2 separate regions of the Homo sapiens genome follow, and region 2 is linked to region 1. Evidence: chromatin loops called from intact Hi-C (ENCODE). Cell type or tissue: heart left ventricle. All regions are shown on one strand.

Evidence for each region. Hi-C counts contacts between places; a loop is a spot of excess contacts. Peaks named below come from ENCODE experiments on the same cell type or tissue, not always from the same donor. Only the 100,000 strongest peaks of a DNase experiment are listed, where the experiment ranks them.
Region 2: it touches region 1 in a loop (2.1-fold over the local background); 5 of 110 quality-filtered maps call a loop at or near these places.

The regions. Positions count from the first base shown.
Region 1 is chr17:11,931,882-11,939,881 of GRCh38, reverse strand. It overlaps DNAH9 (dynein axonemal heavy chain 9), which reads right to left. Exons shown (of 69, transcript NM_001372.4): 64 at 7,677-7,868; 65 at 5,811-6,002; 66 at 2,360-2,530. Among named protein-coding and RNA genes, the nearest start is that of ZNF18, 62 kb to the left of the region's middle. In heart left ventricle, a CTCF peak has its summit at 3,900 (motif pointing right); no DNase peak of the experiment used is centred here; H3K27me3 peaks cover 448 bases.
Region 2 is chr17:11,762,255-11,770,254 of GRCh38, reverse strand. DNAH9 (dynein axonemal heavy chain 9) reads right to left here. Exons shown (of 69, transcript NM_001372.4): 36 at 6,641-6,815; 37 at 1,629-1,802; 38 at 926-1,133. Among named protein-coding and RNA genes, the nearest start is that of DNAH9, 170 kb to the right of the region's middle. In heart left ventricle, a CTCF peak has its summit at 3,233 (motif pointing left); a DNase peak (open chromatin) is centred at 3,130; H3K27ac peaks cover 755 bases.

The sequences.
Region 1 (8,000 bases):
ATCAATTATCTATCCATCATCACCCATCTACCCATCATCCATCCATCCATCCATCCATCCATCCATCCATCCATGTATCTAACATGCCAACCTCCCTTCTCACTCCTTCTCTTTAGCTATATACTAAAATCCCCAGCTTCCCTTCATATAGATGTAAACATGGGAACAGAATTGAGTCAAGAGTTCATGAGTGTATGTGGAGTGTACAACCTCTCGGTCATTTACTTCTTAACAACAAAATACTCTCTGGGCTTTGACTCTTTGCCCCTCATCTTGAGCTGACCTGCGGTGTGGACAGGAAGGAAGATAGCTCATAGGAACATGTGAGCTATGTGAGAAACACCACCATGGCCAAATACTGGGATACTGCACAATCAGATGTGCACCCAGTAACCTGCACACGTGTCCCACACAGCATTGTGCATGGCAAGTGATCACAGTTCATATCATTTCTGAAATACACAAGCACATACACACCCCATTTCTTGGGTTAGCTGGGGGAGGGGATAAGGAAATGATAAGCATTAGAACCTTCTTTGAACCTTGACTGAAGAATTCTAAGTCTATTACTTATACAGTCTCAGCCTTTTCCAGTTTTAGATCTAGGAACATTATTCATTCTGGGTGGGTTCTTCTCTTTATTTTCAAATTATACATCAAATAGTGGAATAGACTGAGTAGAGTGATATGGAGCAGCTTTCTCGAAGTATGCTCACCTCATCAAAATCACTAGGTTGCCAATGCAACCTAACCCCAGACCTCGGAGTCAGAATTTCAATCTCTCTGGCACATTCTTAGGCATATTAAAATTTGAGAAATACTATTTTGATGACATGACTCCATACCTTTATATAAAAGTCCAACTCTTTTAGTATCAGTTTGCTTTCCTAAAATCAGTCTCTAGAGGCTAAAAGTTTGATAATCTTCCCAAGGATGTTTACTTGTAAACCTAATGGCATCTCTAAATTAAAGAACCCAGCTAGGACCGGGTGCAGTGGCTCACACCTATAATCCTAGCACTTTGGGAGGTCAAAATGAGAGGATTGCTTCAGCCCAGGAGTTCAAGACTAGCCTAGGCAACATAGTGCGACCCTGTCTCTACAAAAAGTTAAAAAATTAGCAGGGCGTGGTGGTACACACCTGCAGTCCTAGCTACTCAGGAGGCTGAGGTGGAAGGATTGCTTGAGGTTAGGAGTTGCAGGCTGTAGTGAGCTGTGATTATGCCACTGAACTCTCCAGCCTGGGTGATGGAGTGAAATCTTACTCTTAGAAAAATTAAATTAAAAAAAAAATCCAGGCAGTACCATGGGGTGGATGTCAGTTGGTACAAATACATCTTTAGGAAGTTGGTTAGCTTGTCTCAGAAAAAAATTCATGGAGAAATTTCCCTTTGGTGGCCCATTCTTTTTTTGTTTTTTTTTTTTTGGAGACAGTCTTGCTCTGTCACCAGGCTGGAGTGCAGTGGCACGGTCTTGGCTCACTGCAACCTCCACCTCCCAGGTTCAAGCAATTCTCCTGCCTCAGTCTCCCGAGTAGCTGGGATTACAGGCGCCCACCACCACACCCGGCTAATTTTTGTATTTTTTAGTAGAGATGGGGTTTCACCATGTTGGCCAGGCTGGTCTCGAACTCATGACCTCATGATCTGCCCGCCTTGGCCTCCCAAAGTGCTGGGATTACAGGTGTGAGGCCCATTCTTTCTTTATCTTCAGCTACCCCCACACCAGGATCAGAGCCCCCATGTTGCCTTGGGTTGTCCTGAAACCCACACCTCACCCTGGTCTGCCTTTCTACTCCATAATTCCCTTCCACCTTCCTAAAATTTCAGGAAGTCCTGTGCTTAGTGGCAGGTAACTGTGTATTTAGAGACTCTCGGACTAGAAGCCATTCACACGAAGGGAAGGCGTTTGCATTATGAAGGACTGTGTTCTTCCCCACTGGCATCTGGTTGGTGAACTGAGGTGGGGGTGCTCAGGGGCAACCCCTTACCCATCCTTGCTTGGTTTGCCAGGGGATCAAGAAGTCACATTCAAGGTTCCCAAGCCACCACTGTTCAGCCCTGCCCTTTCTTCACTTTGGCAGAGAAGCTGAATAAAAATGGACTTTGGGTGGACTGGCAAAGAAAACTGCTGAACCCAATGGCAGGGACTTCCTATGATTTAACTGATGGCCAGCATGGTGATGACGGGAGGGGAGAGGCTCTTGGCGGTGACAGGCAAGCATCTCCAGGCTGCAGGTGGTTGGTGCTTTGTGTGTTGTCTATGCTGTGTACTGCCAAAATGGCCAGCAGGAGAAAGGTGTGCATCTATGATCCTCGGGGTCCCCCAGAACGACCTCAGGCAGTCCCCACCACACACACCTTTTCTTCTCTTGTGGCGCCCGCTCCGTCTCTGGCCTGGCTGTCCCGAGGCTGCAGCTCCAGCACAGTGCGGAAGAGCTTTTCTGAGGTTTGGGTCAGGAAGCCAATCTCTGCGTTCGGGTGGAGGCCATAGAGGTAGGGGGATTCTGGGGGCAGCTCAGCATCGATGTACTGAAAATCAAGGGCAAGCTCACTTAAAAAGAAACCAGGACGTACCTCCCATCTCCCACACCGGCTTGTCCTCTGCAGGGAGTCCATGGGCTAGTATCCCTCCTCCAGGGGACACTGCTCACCATCCCTGGTTGACTTCATCACCCTCTCCACCTATTAGTGCACCTTGACATCATCCATTTTTGTCGGCTGGACCCGTTTCCCAAAACTTCCACATTCATTCTATCATTCTCTTTTTTCTGGGAGGCTTAGATGACTTTATCTATCTCCACACCCAATGCCTCCCACTCCTCCCTGATGACTCTTTTTCCTGCAGACCAGAGGAGGACTTCTCATAGTCTTTCAAAAATACGAATCCCTCCCTAGTGATTTTACGTAAGCTCTTCTAGGATTCCAGACCTTTCCTTCTTTTCTCTCCCCTCCATCTAAATCAGATATGACAAACCTGAACATGTACATGGGATGGCACATGCAAAATAAACAAGTGAATTGGGCTTAGGACGAAGGAGGTGAGATTGGCTGCGAACTGGAGAGTTTGCGCCCCTGGTGAAAGGTATTCAAATAAAAAAAATTTTGAAACTATGTGTCACCCTAGCAGCTCCTTTCTGTGGCCAGTGCTAGTGGCTAGAGTCTGCCATGCCTAATGCCTAAAAATCCTAACCAGCGGCTAAGGCTCAGTTTTATTTTATTTTATTTTATTGTGTGTGTGTGAGACAGGCTCTCACTCTGCTGAAAAAACTAGAGTACAGTAGTGTACAGTAGAGTACACAGCTCACTAAAGCCTCCACCTCCCAGGCTCAAGTGCTTTCCACCTCAGTCTCCCAAGTAGCTGGAAATACAGGTACATGCCACCATGCTCAAGCCGATTTTTTATTTCTATTTTTTGTAGAGATGAGGTCTCACTATGTTGCCTGGGCTGGTCTCTAACTCATCAGCTCAAGTGATCCTCCAGCCTTGACTTTCCAAAGTTCTGGGATTACAGGCGGGAGCCACCGCGCCTGGCTCTGAATGTTTTGAGCGCCTCTTCATGGCTCTTTATACGATGGTGGGAAAATATCCCTCAAGTTCCGTTCCTGATATGATTTTGACGATTCCTTGGTGTTATTAACACCTAGCCTAATAGATTGCCCATTCCTCAAGGGCCGATCTGTATGTTCATTTTTGTATTTCCTCCAGCGTTCTGTGCAGGCCTGGACTCTATGTAGATGCCCTAGAACCATCTATTAACTAACACATTAAAGAGAAGTATAAGAAAGAGAGTGTACCTCAGTCATTTGGAAATGTGCAAATCGATTTCACCCTTGCTGAATAAGAAAAACAGACTTCCTTTGCCTGTTACTTGCTCCAGCCTCCTGTCGAATTATCCCATGGACACTAGGGGACGCTGTTGCACAATTTTCCCGGGAAAAGCCTTTTTGCCTTTGGTGAAGTAGTTAAAAACATTTCCTCTTATTTTCCTTAAAGAGCTTTATTGTTTTAAATCTCCTCTTATAGGTCCAATTTTTCTGGATCAAATGACTTTTACGATTTACCCTTAAGTTTAATGAATTAAAGAAATTTTTTTAAAGCTTGCAGTTAATATTCCTGTGATCAATATTTCCCTTATGTTTTATATTCAAGAGTTTTTCTAGGCATGTTCAAAAGCCTACCAATAAAAACTGCTAAAAAATATCTTTCGGGCCGGGCGCGGTGGCTCACGCCTGTAATCCCAGCACTTTGGGAGGCTGAGGTGGGAGGATCATGAGGTCAGGAGTTCGAGACCAGCCTGACCAACATGATGAAACCCCGTCTCTACTAAAAATACAAAAATTAGCTGGGCGTGGTGACGCACGCCTGTAATCCCAGCTACTCAGGAGGCTGAGGCAGGAGAATCACTTGAACCAGGGAGGCGGAGGTTGCAGTGAGCCGAGATCGCGCTATTCCACTCCAGCCTGGGTGACAGAGTGAGACTCCGTCTTATAAAAAAAAAAAAAAAAAATCTTTTGGAATGTTTTCCATGGAAGGTGAAATAGGCAAAGATGAATACTTTAAACATAGCTGTGGTAATAGTAACATAAAAGACCGAAGTAATAGTAAGAAAACCTCCATGAGGCCGGGCGTGCTGGCTCACACCTGTAATCCCAGCACTTTGGGAGGCCGAGGCAGGTGGATCACCTGAGGTTAGGAGTTCGAGACCAGCTTCGCCAACACGATGAAACCCCGTCTCCACTAAAAAATACAAAAACCGGGTGTGGTGGTGGGGGCCTGTAATCCCAGCTACTCAGGAGGCTGAGGCAGGGAGAATAGCTTGAACCTGGGAGGCGGAGGTTGCAGTGAGCCAAGATCGCACCACTGTATTCCAGCCTGGGTGACAGATCAAGACTCCGTCTCATAAAAGAAAAGAAAAGAAAGCCTTCATGAGAATGCTGACTGTGGCATACGTATGCGGTATGTGCCTGTGTTCATAGCCACCAACACGGAGTGGGAGGGGTGAGTGACCTGAGTGATCTTGGCACAAGACCATGCTCCTCCAGGGATATTTAGAATCACCCACAGAAACTTTACCAAAAGTTGGCTAAGGTCTTGCCTGAAATTTTGCTCCATGAAAAACGGCTTTGTCAGGCCAGGCGCGGCGGCTCACGCCTGTAATCCCAGCACTTTGGGAGGCCCAGGTGGGCGGATCACGAGGTCAGGAGATCAAGACCATCCTGGCTAACAGGGTGAAACCCCGTCTCTACTAAAAAAAATACAAAAATAAAATTAGCCGGGCTTGGTGGCGGGCGCCTGTAGTCCCAGCTACTCGGGAGGCTGAGGCAGGAGAATGGCGTGAACCCGGGAGGCGGAGCTTGCAGTGAGCAGAGATAGCGCCACTGCACTCCAGCCTGGGCGCCAGAGCAAGACTCCATCTCAAAAAAAAAAAAAAAAAAAAAAAAAAAATGGGTTTGTCAACATCCCAAGTGAAAACAACCAAATAACTGTCCCAGATGTTATTTGTAGAAAACAGCAACACACAGAATGACTGAACCAATCATCAAGAATCGAAAGATCTCCAAAGGCTCCATTTGATTATTAATTTGAGGCTAGAAATCCCGTATCTCTCAACTTAAACAGGGCAGGCTTGGGGCATAGGACCAGATTTGACATGAGCTCAGCTGTCTAAGCCCTTTTGCCTCAGCCCCTGCCTGCAGCCCATGGTGATGTCCCAGCAGAGGCTTCCCTGGTGGTGCAGGTCGGCGTGGGAGGAATACCCAGGGCCCTGTGAGCACCCTCACGACATCAGAAGCACAGAGCAGAGTCTCACCTGATGATAACCATTGTAGTCCATGTTGCCTGGGAGTGGGAACCCTGGGGCCAAAGACAGTTCTCCTTCTAACATTTCTGGTCGAATGAATTCCCCCAGGTAGGTTCTGCAGAGTCTTCTGTCCCAGTCATCTGTGATATGGCCTCCATACATGATCTCTCCAAACAGGTAGCGCAAATCATCATAGGGGACCTGAGTGATGGGGGAAAGAAAGAGAGGAAGGAAGAAAGACCTCCACACAGGCGTCGGGGCTGGCCTCCCATCTGGGCAGCACAGAAAGCCACAAGAGAGGGACGCTTCTTGAGATTGAGAGCAATGTCTTATTTTTCTCCATACCCTCAGTGCCCAGCAGGGTTAGGGGTGTTTGGGGAGTTCATTAAAAGCCTGAAGAAGGCCGGGCGCGGTGGCTCACGCCTGTAATTCCAGCACTTTGGGAGGCCGAGGCGGGTGGATCACCTGAGATTGGGAGTTCAAGACCAGCCTGACCAACATGGAGAAACCCCATCGCTACTAAAAATACAAAATTAGCTGGGTGTGGTGGTGCATGCCTGTAATCCCAGCTACTCGGGAGGCTGAGACAGGAGAATCTCTTGAACCCGGGAGGCGGAGGTTGTGGTGAGCTGAGGTCATGCCATTGCACTCCAGCCTGGGCAACAAGAGCGAAACTCCATCTCAAAAAAAAAGAAGAAAAAAAAAAGCTTGAAGAATTACATCAAAGAGTGAAGACAGGAAAGTTGCCAACCCCACGCCCCATATATATATGCCTTCCCTCTTTCAAGCTTTTTAACTGTGACAGTGAAGGCAGGCTCTACCTAGAAATTCTTTAAATAGGTGAATGTCAAATGGAGAAAAGTGAGGACCAGAGTACTTTTCTAATTTTCTGCCTTTAATGACAAGATTAACTGTCCCCTTTGAAAGTTCAAAGGGAATAAACAAAGCCCACAAGTTCATTGGTGTGAGACTTAGGGAGGGAGGTCACTGGAGGAAAGCCAGCAATGAAAGATTACTGTTGAGTGGGCTTCCCAGGCCCAAGGGCTGGAGACAGAAGGATTTCTCAGGGCATCTGGGCCTGGTTCGTTTTCCCCACGAGGAAGAGGTGGTGGCCCTGTTGACTCTGTGTTTGGCTCCTGAACTAGAATAACCTTGACGAGGTGAATATTCCCTTAACTGGAAGAGCACTGATTGTTAGCGAAGTTTGGGAACTTATATCAGGCGAGTGTGAAGTCTCTTCCTGCTGATCACAGTCTACCTGCCATGCTGTGAAGACATAGGTATGGTCTGGTGGGGCCCGGGACAAACTCTCATGGGACTGACTCACTGTGTGAGTCTCTAGTTAGACTTCCTGAGCGTCCATGGCTCTCACCTCACAGTTGTACTATTCTCAGCCTTTGGGTTAGTCCTGGGGTTGGCACTGCCTCATCCCACCTGTGTGGGGTGCAGCCCTTCTGTGTGCTCATGCCCCTTCTGTAGGATAGCACTGCATCATCCCTCCTTAACGTGCATACGAATTACCAGAGAATCTCGTTAAAATGCGCTGATTCAGTAAGTTTGGGTGGGACCTGAGATTCTGCATTTCTAACTAGCTCCCAGGTCCTGCCAATGATGTTGATGCATGGGCTCCGATTTGTACTATCAAGGTTTCAAATAATCTGGCTGTCAGGTAATGGGGAGTGGGGCTTGGAACATGACCATGTGTTACACTCTTAAATTATGGTCCCCGAATCAGCAGCATCTGCATCACGAGGGAGCTTGTTAGAAATGCACATTCTCAGGCCCCATCCTAGACCCCTCTGATTCACCCCTCAAAATTAAATAATTTTAACCCTCTCCCAACCTGGCTGGTCCCTGAATGTCCATGGCCTTTACCTTTGCGTTGGCCTCCAGGAAGTTGTAGAGGACATTCACAGAGATAGTGAGGTCTCCAGTGTTAAAGGGGTATGAGCGATTCCATCCCTGGGGCCCAAATTTTCGTCTTTCTGCCACCACCGCATGGAAGTAACAAAGAGCAAAGAGGATGCTCTTAAACTCCGTCTCCCGAGAACACATCTCCAGAGTGTCCTGAAATGAGAGTGTCGCTTTTAAGGTTCGCACACAACTTCTCTTATACGGGGCTGGCTAGGGTGAGGTTACAATCAGGGTTCGTGTTGGAAAACATTACCATATATTCTGGTTTGGGTTTGAGTTACAGCG
Region 2 (8,000 bases), 170 kb after region 1:
CACACGAAGCCTGCTTTGCAAGTCTGCTGGCCTAAGGCCTGGGTGATGTAGCGGATAACGAGAGTGCCAGGTTCACTTTTCACATTATAAGCTATGGCTCCTAACTTATCCAGCTGCAAACAGCTCATATCTAGGTGTGGGGAGGCACTGCAGTGTCACCTGGGAAAGCTCAGACCAAGTAACAGAGTGGGACAAGGCTGTCGGTGTTTGGGAAGTAAGAACAGGGTTTCTCCCCAGCCCTGCCTCTCCCCTCATTTTGTTGGAAGAATGGCTTGGAAGCTTCTCCAAAACAAAGCTGTTTTAGTTAATGTGTTGTTTCCATAAAAAAGGAGACTGTGTCGTAAATGAGTTAAGGGGAGAGAGACTCTGGCAAGGGTAAAACATCACCGGTGGCCCATGTCTATTTGGGAGCTCTGTGTGTAAACACCGGGGAAAAGCAAGCCCCAGGTGGAGTCAGACCAGATGTGTCATGCCTGCCTCACCACTTGGTGGTGACTTTGGGCAATCACATCCTTTTACCTGAGCCTCAGTTTCCCCACCCATAACATATGAGAGATGAATTAAATGATCTCTAGAGATACTTTCAGTGCCGGAAGTCTGCAAGTTCTTGCAAATCTCTCCATGGCTTGTAGCTCTCTTTGTCATCAAGGTGCTGAACTGCTCTGTGTTGAACACCTTGCTCTTGAGGAATTTAACAGACCAGGGAGGAATGTAGAAAGAAAGACCAGAAGCAGTGCTAAGGGGTGCTGGAGGAGCCAGAAAGAGGTGTGTAGGGAGAGGTGAGAAGGGGCGTGTGGGAGGAAGTGCGCAGTGCTGGGGTATGCAGAACTCAAGTCAGGCAGGCACCTGACGCTTGGCTTCAGCTCTGTGTCAGGTGACACGGCCACCCAGATGCCCCCCACCCCAGGTGCCCTGGGCTGCTTACCCTGCAGCATTGCTGACGTGGTGTAGTAGTTGAATGGCACGTTTTTCACCAGGTATGCCTCGGGGTCAAGGCTGGCCAGCTTAGCTCCCACCAGCACCGACTTGCCAGTGCCAGCCGTGCCCACCAGCATGACAGGCCGCTGCCGCGCCATCAACCGCTCCATGAAGTAGCACACACGGATGGTCTCACTCGTGTGCACCAAACACGCCTGGAATGGGAGCACAATAAGCCTGCCAAGGGTGGGCTCTAGGGAGAAACAGATGCACCAGCGGCGTTCCGAAGCATTTCAGAACAGGGGATTCCGTCACGATGGAGCTCCCCAAATAAGCACCGGTCAGGAGTATCTTCCCTGATGTTCACAGTGGGACCATTCTACAGACTCACTCTCTGGGCTCCCCGCAGTTAGGCAGAGAGCTTCCCCGCTCTCCTCTACCACCCGGGCCTCTTTCTCTGTGGCCTCTCTAATGCATTTTAAAATCTTCTGCCCCTGCCATTTCCTCCTCTCTTGAGGAAATGTCCTGGCCTTTAGTAGAATCTGTGACTTCATTACACCCATCATCTCCTCTGCAAAGTCATGGAGCTGGGGATGACTAGTTCCTAGCAAGGACAAATGCTCAGATAGCCATGCGGGGCTGCTACTGGAGCCACTGCAGATCCTTGAGGGCAACTGCACGCACGTCCTCGGCTGCTCAGCTGCACTCACCTGCAAGGGCATCTCGGGGTCAAATTCGAACTGGGGGACGAGCTTGGACCAAGGCTCGAATTTCTTGGTCTCTGGGTCGATGTAATAGTCAAAGATGGTTCCTTGGGAAGGAAACTTGACTGTTTTGAACTCAGTCAGCCACCATTTGCTGAACTCTGCCCGGTAGTCCACAAGCTGCAAAAACAAAGACAGTCAGGGGACAAGGTCCTCCAGAACTCAAGAAGCCCACACAGGAGGCCACGGCGTCAGATAGAAGGTCAGGGCAGGACAACGTGCTCCTCCCTGTGTGGGCCTGCCGGCTAGACCAGCTCCTCCAGGAAGGCAGCGCTGCCCCAAGGGTCAACCCTGACCAAGCCGGACTACGCAGGGGCCACGCACAGGCATCCTTGCTTGACCATGCGGCTGAGCCAGCCTGGTCCTGCCATGTCTTACAGCCACTGAAGGGTGGAGATGGTTGAGGGAGGGAGGTGGAAGAACACGGGGGAGAATCAAGAACTCCTGAAGAGGTAGATTGGCCCCATTCTTCGGTGCCTGAGATTCTCTGCAGTTCCCAGGATGGCAGCCTAAGGTTGGAATGGAATGGTGACTCTTGACACCTGGGGCACAGAGCGCTGCAGTGAGAAGAGCCTCAGAAGGGGTTTGGGTATCAGCTAGGTAACCACAGGCAAATCCTTCTTTCTATGCCTCAATCTCCTCGTCTGCAAAATGAGGTTTCTGGAAAGATTTCCAAGGTTCTTGCAAGAGCTAAAATCCTAGAATCTAGGAGCAGTGGGGGAGACAGAGCTGTACTGGTTTTTCTGACAGAAGGAATAGGTAGAAGCATATAATTTGCATGCATACCTATTAGATAATGGGCCCCTTACGCATGGGGCTGTATACCCAGTGTACTCAAACCATCTTATTGTGTCCAAACACACACACACACACTCAGACCCAAAACATACCCATTACTACTGGCAACTCTTTGGGAGGGCAAACCCATTCTTTAAACACACTGAACTAAGAAAAATCCTAAAGGAAAAAAAAAGTCCCATATTGGTCATTTTAGGAAATATTCATGGAGGGCAGGACAATGACAGTTTAAAGGCTGAAGAGACCAGGGAGCTGGGCACATGGTAACAACTATGAAACCCGAAAAAAGGGCACTCCTCATTTTGCTGTTAAATAAATAGGATTGAATTCTTTTGCTTTAAAATGAGAGTGGAAATGGGTGGTAAGATAAGAAAAGATTTGTTTGATGTTCTCATTCTGATTTGAATTTAGATCAAGGGGACGTTATAACTTCCCAATATTGTTCTCTGGAACCAGAAGCCTAGAGGAAACCCCCATTCTTAACTCCTAGATAATACGCTTCAAGACCTTCAACTTTCTACGAAAACCAGATTTTAGGTTTCTATGGAAACTCTGAGATGAAGGCCACCTCTAGAAGGAAGGAAGGGTGGGTCTTGTTTCCTCAGCCCCGATGCTGCCTTGAGATGCCTGGCAATTTCCCAGCTAAGCCCTTGGCTGGGCCACACCGACATTGTCTCACCTTCCTGTAAGCTGGTGCTTGACCGCACCTTGTACTATAATTGGACACTGTAAAGTCAAGGTGACCTCTGCTGGGCCAGTCCAGTGGTCCTTTCTTTTTCCTTTTCTTTCTTTTTTTTTTTTTTTTTGAGACAGAGTCTTGCTCTGTTGCCCAGGCTGGAGGGCAGTGGCGCGATCTCAGCTCACGGCAACCTCTGCCTCCCGGGTCCAAGCTGTTCTCTGCCTCAGCCTCCCGAGTAGCTGGGATTACAGGCACCCGCCACCATGCCCAAGCCCGGCTAATTTTTTGTATTTTTAGTAGAGATGGGGTTTCACCATATTGTCCAGGCTGGTCTTGAACTACGGACCTCATGATCCACCCGCCTTGGCCTCCCAAAGTGCTGGGATTACAGGCGTGAGCCACCGCACCCAGCCCAATGATCCTTTCTTAATTCCACTCCATGGTATCTCTTCAGCATGGTCCCTTCTGAAGTCCCCATGTCCCCTGGGCTCTCACAGTTCACTGTTTTCTCTCTGCCCTTTAACCTGGAGGACATGAGGACTTTACTGGCATACTGTGGTAGAGCTGGGAACCCAGTGTTACTTCGCTTCATTTTCACAATGCTATAGGTTATCCTGGTTACTTAAAATCACTCCCATTTTATAAAGTGGGGGTTTTATGAAACGACAGAATTGGGAGTTGAACCCAGGTTGTCAGTCTCACAATCTGGTGTTTTCTCTACCTTACGTTTCCGAGAGATTGTTCTCTCTAAGGGCTGCAAGGTATTCAGCCAGGACTTTTTTTTTTTTTTAAATGGGAACTTCTACTCAGGTATAGCCTCCATTTTGTATTTCTGCTTTGCTTTTATGACAGTTTTTTTCAATGTAAGCACCATTGCTGTTCCTGATGTGAATATTTTGACCAAACTCCTACCTTCCTATTGACAGCACTATTTTTGGTGTTTAGCTTTTAATGCAGGCAGTGTAGGGGTCTGGGATGTGCCCTGCTGCTAAAAGCTTTCTCCCTTGTCCTCTTCCCAGGTTGCTGGCAGGGCTGTCAATTGCTTCAAGTGCTCCAGTGCGCAGGACGCCTGGAGGGATGCTTTCTCCGGGGCTTTTAAAAGGCTTGAGGGGATTTAAATTTTTATACCCAGAGTTAGAAAAATTGATCACATATTTTCATCCTGATACTCCACTGCCTGCGCACCACCAATATGAGAGAGTAGCTCAGCAGTCGCTGTCTGACGTTTTCCCAGCCCACAGGTCAGAGACTGCATTTGACGGGGAGCAATTAAACCTATGCATTCGGGATCTCTGTGCAGTTCAGCCAGGTCTCATCCATCCTGCTGAAATCTTTGCCTCCTTGCCTCAAAGGGGAAATGTAAAGCTGTCAAAGGAGTAGTCCACAGAGAAGCTCCAAAGACTACAGAACAGACAGCAGAAAATTCTCAGATGTCAAACTCCTGGCTCATGTATCCTCCTGTCCTTGGAGACTTCCCTTTCTGCCTCCAGGGCATCTGTCTCTGGGGAGGGCAGTAGAGAAAGGTGCACTTCCTGAGAGCCTGCGAGAGCTGCTTTCTGAATTTTGAGCACCAAAGAACACATCAGGGAGTGATGGTTGGTAGGACGGATGTTAACAGCCAGGGCCCTTGAAAATGAAAAAGAAGTTAATTGCAAATTCTTTTTTGTCCAAGTTCACTTTCATTTTGGATTTCTAGAACATGGTTTTGCCTTGGGAGGCTGAAACTTTCTACCTTCCTTTGAAAGAGGCTCACAATCAATCCAGACTGAGAAGAGTAAATGATAACTTTCCAACAATTACAGCTTGGTCTGATCCCCTGTTGCAAGAGAGACACCAGATACGTGCTACAGAACTGAATATTTTTACTAGAAGAATAGTAATAATAAGCACCCATGGGTTGTGCTAAGTACCTTGCATGTATTCATGCTGAGTGATTAGAACATTATGCATTCACTTAGTCCTCGCCACCCTCCTAGGAGCTGGGTACCCCTATGATCATTCTTTGTGCACATGGGGAGAGTAAGGTAGAGAGAGGTTAAGTTACTTTCCTAACGTTCCCCAGATAATAGTGGCAGAGCTACAATTCAAATCCACAGTTCATGTTCTTTTTTGCTTTTATTTTTGCTTTTCTCAGCTATTTTTTAAAATCACTTTATTGTGGTATGACTGATATACAAAAAGCTGCACATATTTAATGCATATGATGTGATGAGTTTGGAAAAAAGTATACACTTGTGAAACCATCGCCACAATCTATGCATAAACCTACATATCACCTTCAAAGTTCCCTTCCATGCTCTTATTTATCGTTGTTATTGTTATTGTTGTTTTGTGCTAAGAACATTTGATGTAAGATTTATCTTCCCTCTTCGCAATTTTTTTTTTTAAGAAAAAGGAAATCTTTCCATTTGCAACAACGTGATGAACCTGGAGACTGTTATGCTAGGTGAAATAAGCCAGGCACAGAAGAACAAATCTGACATGATATCACTTACATGATACAGCTAAAATAGTCAATTCACAGAAGCAGAGAGAGGAATTGAGGTTGCCAGTGGCTGGGGGAGGGAGCAATGGAAGGTATAGGTCAAAGGGTACAAAATTTTGGTTATAAAAATGATTAAGTTCAAGATGAATAAATCTTCTGTACAGGAAAGTTCCTATAGTAACAATACTGTATTGTATACTTAAAATTTGCTAACAGAGTCCATGTTCTTAACTGTCATACAATAATGCCTAATAGCTAGAGTCAGTTATAGGAGACTGGTTTGCATAATATTGAATATTTTTCTTTCTAGATAAAATATCTTTTATTTGGAGAAAAATAAGTAAAGAAAAATGCTGGGAATACAAGAAGGGTTGGGGGACAGGATGCAAGGATATTCCAAGCCACATATCCCTTCTTCCAATCAACATGAGACTATAGCAGTCAACACTATAAGATAAATTCCACTTTGGTTTTCCAATCCTAGATGCTAATTAGACTTTGGTCCAGCCTTCTCTGGACAGCTTTGAGTTTCGCGCGTATGGAGATATGATAGTTAACTCTGGCCTGGTAGGGAGTGGTACATCCTTGTTCTAGAGGTTTTTAAGAAAACTGAAGGGTTTCCTTCCACTCAAGCTTCCACGGCACAGCCTCCTTCCACCCCTCTCTCCACAAACACACCACCTGGCAAAGTAGTGCATATATACCAGCAGTTGTTCAAACTCAAACACTGTATAAGTTCCCAAGAAATCAAAGATATGTTCAGTAGCTCAAAAAGGAAAAGCTCCGAACACACCACGACCTCATGTATCTCACCCTATGAGGTCTGGCTAGGACAACTGATGTCTTTAGCAGAGTAATAGGTAGATGACTAAATAGTTTGCTGCTTTCAAGTCCATTCTGACATTTAGCTGTCCTGTCTTCCAAATCTTTGCTAAAGGATCAGTTTTTGCTGCTACAGACTTCAGTGTGGTTGTTGAGCTCAACATATCTCCTTACCTGATCTTGGACCATTGCTCCGCCGAAAGCCCAGATGGCAGCAAACACAAAATAATGCTCATAAATTTCCTTAGGGCAGTCTGCAGGGATGTCCTCCGTGGTCAGGAGACATTCCAGAAGGTGACACACCATCTGAACCATGCTCTGCTCTGGGATGGGAATGATCTTCTTAAACCTGCAAAGAGAGACCCGAGGGGATCTGAAACACAGAGGATATTCCATTCTGGTGGTGCTGTTGGACAGCTATGGAACCACTCAGTTTCAGTGGACTCATGGTCCGTCAAGTTCTTTGGGATTACAGACAACCAGAGCGCCACTTAAGCCTTTATTCTCATCAGCTGTTCTCGCGCCAGCTTCCTTTGTAAGGAAGTAAGGGCCCAGAGCTCTCCTGAGGACTTTCTCATCTCCTTTCCTCTGACACCCTCCCCCTCCCACTTCTTCTTCCCTCTTCTCTTTCTGTTGATGATCCCCTCTCAGTACCTGGGGAACACAGGTGGCTGCAACAAGTAACTTTTTCGCTCATTTCACACTTTCTGCAATTGTCAAAAAGCACCTCAACGGTAATCCCAGCACTTTGGGAGGCTGAGGAGGGAGGATCACGAGGTCAGGAGATCGAGACCATTCTGGCTAACATGGTGAAACCCCGTCTCTACTAAAAATACAAAAAATTAGCCGGGCACGGTGGCGGGCACCTGTACTCCCAGCTACTTGGGAGGCTGAGGCAGAAGAATGGCGTGAACCCGGGAGGCGGAGCTTGCAGTGAGCTGAGATCGGGCCACTGCATTCCAGCCTGGGTTACAGAGTGAGACTCCATCTCAAAAAAAAAAAAAAAAAAAAAAAAAAACAAAAAAAAAAACGCACCTAAAGAGGCAATTTTGGTGCATTTCTGAGGCTTGCCCTTCTACCTCTTCACCTCAGAGGTTTCCTTCCATTGAAAACACCAAAAACACTTTTTCTGGGGCCAGGATCTTATCTGGGAAGTAGAGTGGACCAGGACAGATGGTTATTTTATACAATCATGATGAACTGAATGGAGTTCTTCAACTGAAAATACACCTCTGTAACTCTGCCCTGGCCTGGTGTTTGCACTTTTAATCTTGGCTTTAGAGGCCTTAATTGAAAGGCAGATATCAAGAGATGCACAAAAGACATCCTATGCCTCATGCAGCAGGAGCATGCACAAGCTCACACACACATACTTTTCTTCCCATAGGTATCCTCATCACACCACATGTATATGCAGAGCACACCACGTACCCACACACTCAGCCCACATTGCCACCTCCCACAGGATGAAGTGTTCATAGGCAGCATGGAGGCAGAGTCCGTTTTCATAACAAATACAGCACTGTCAATGGAC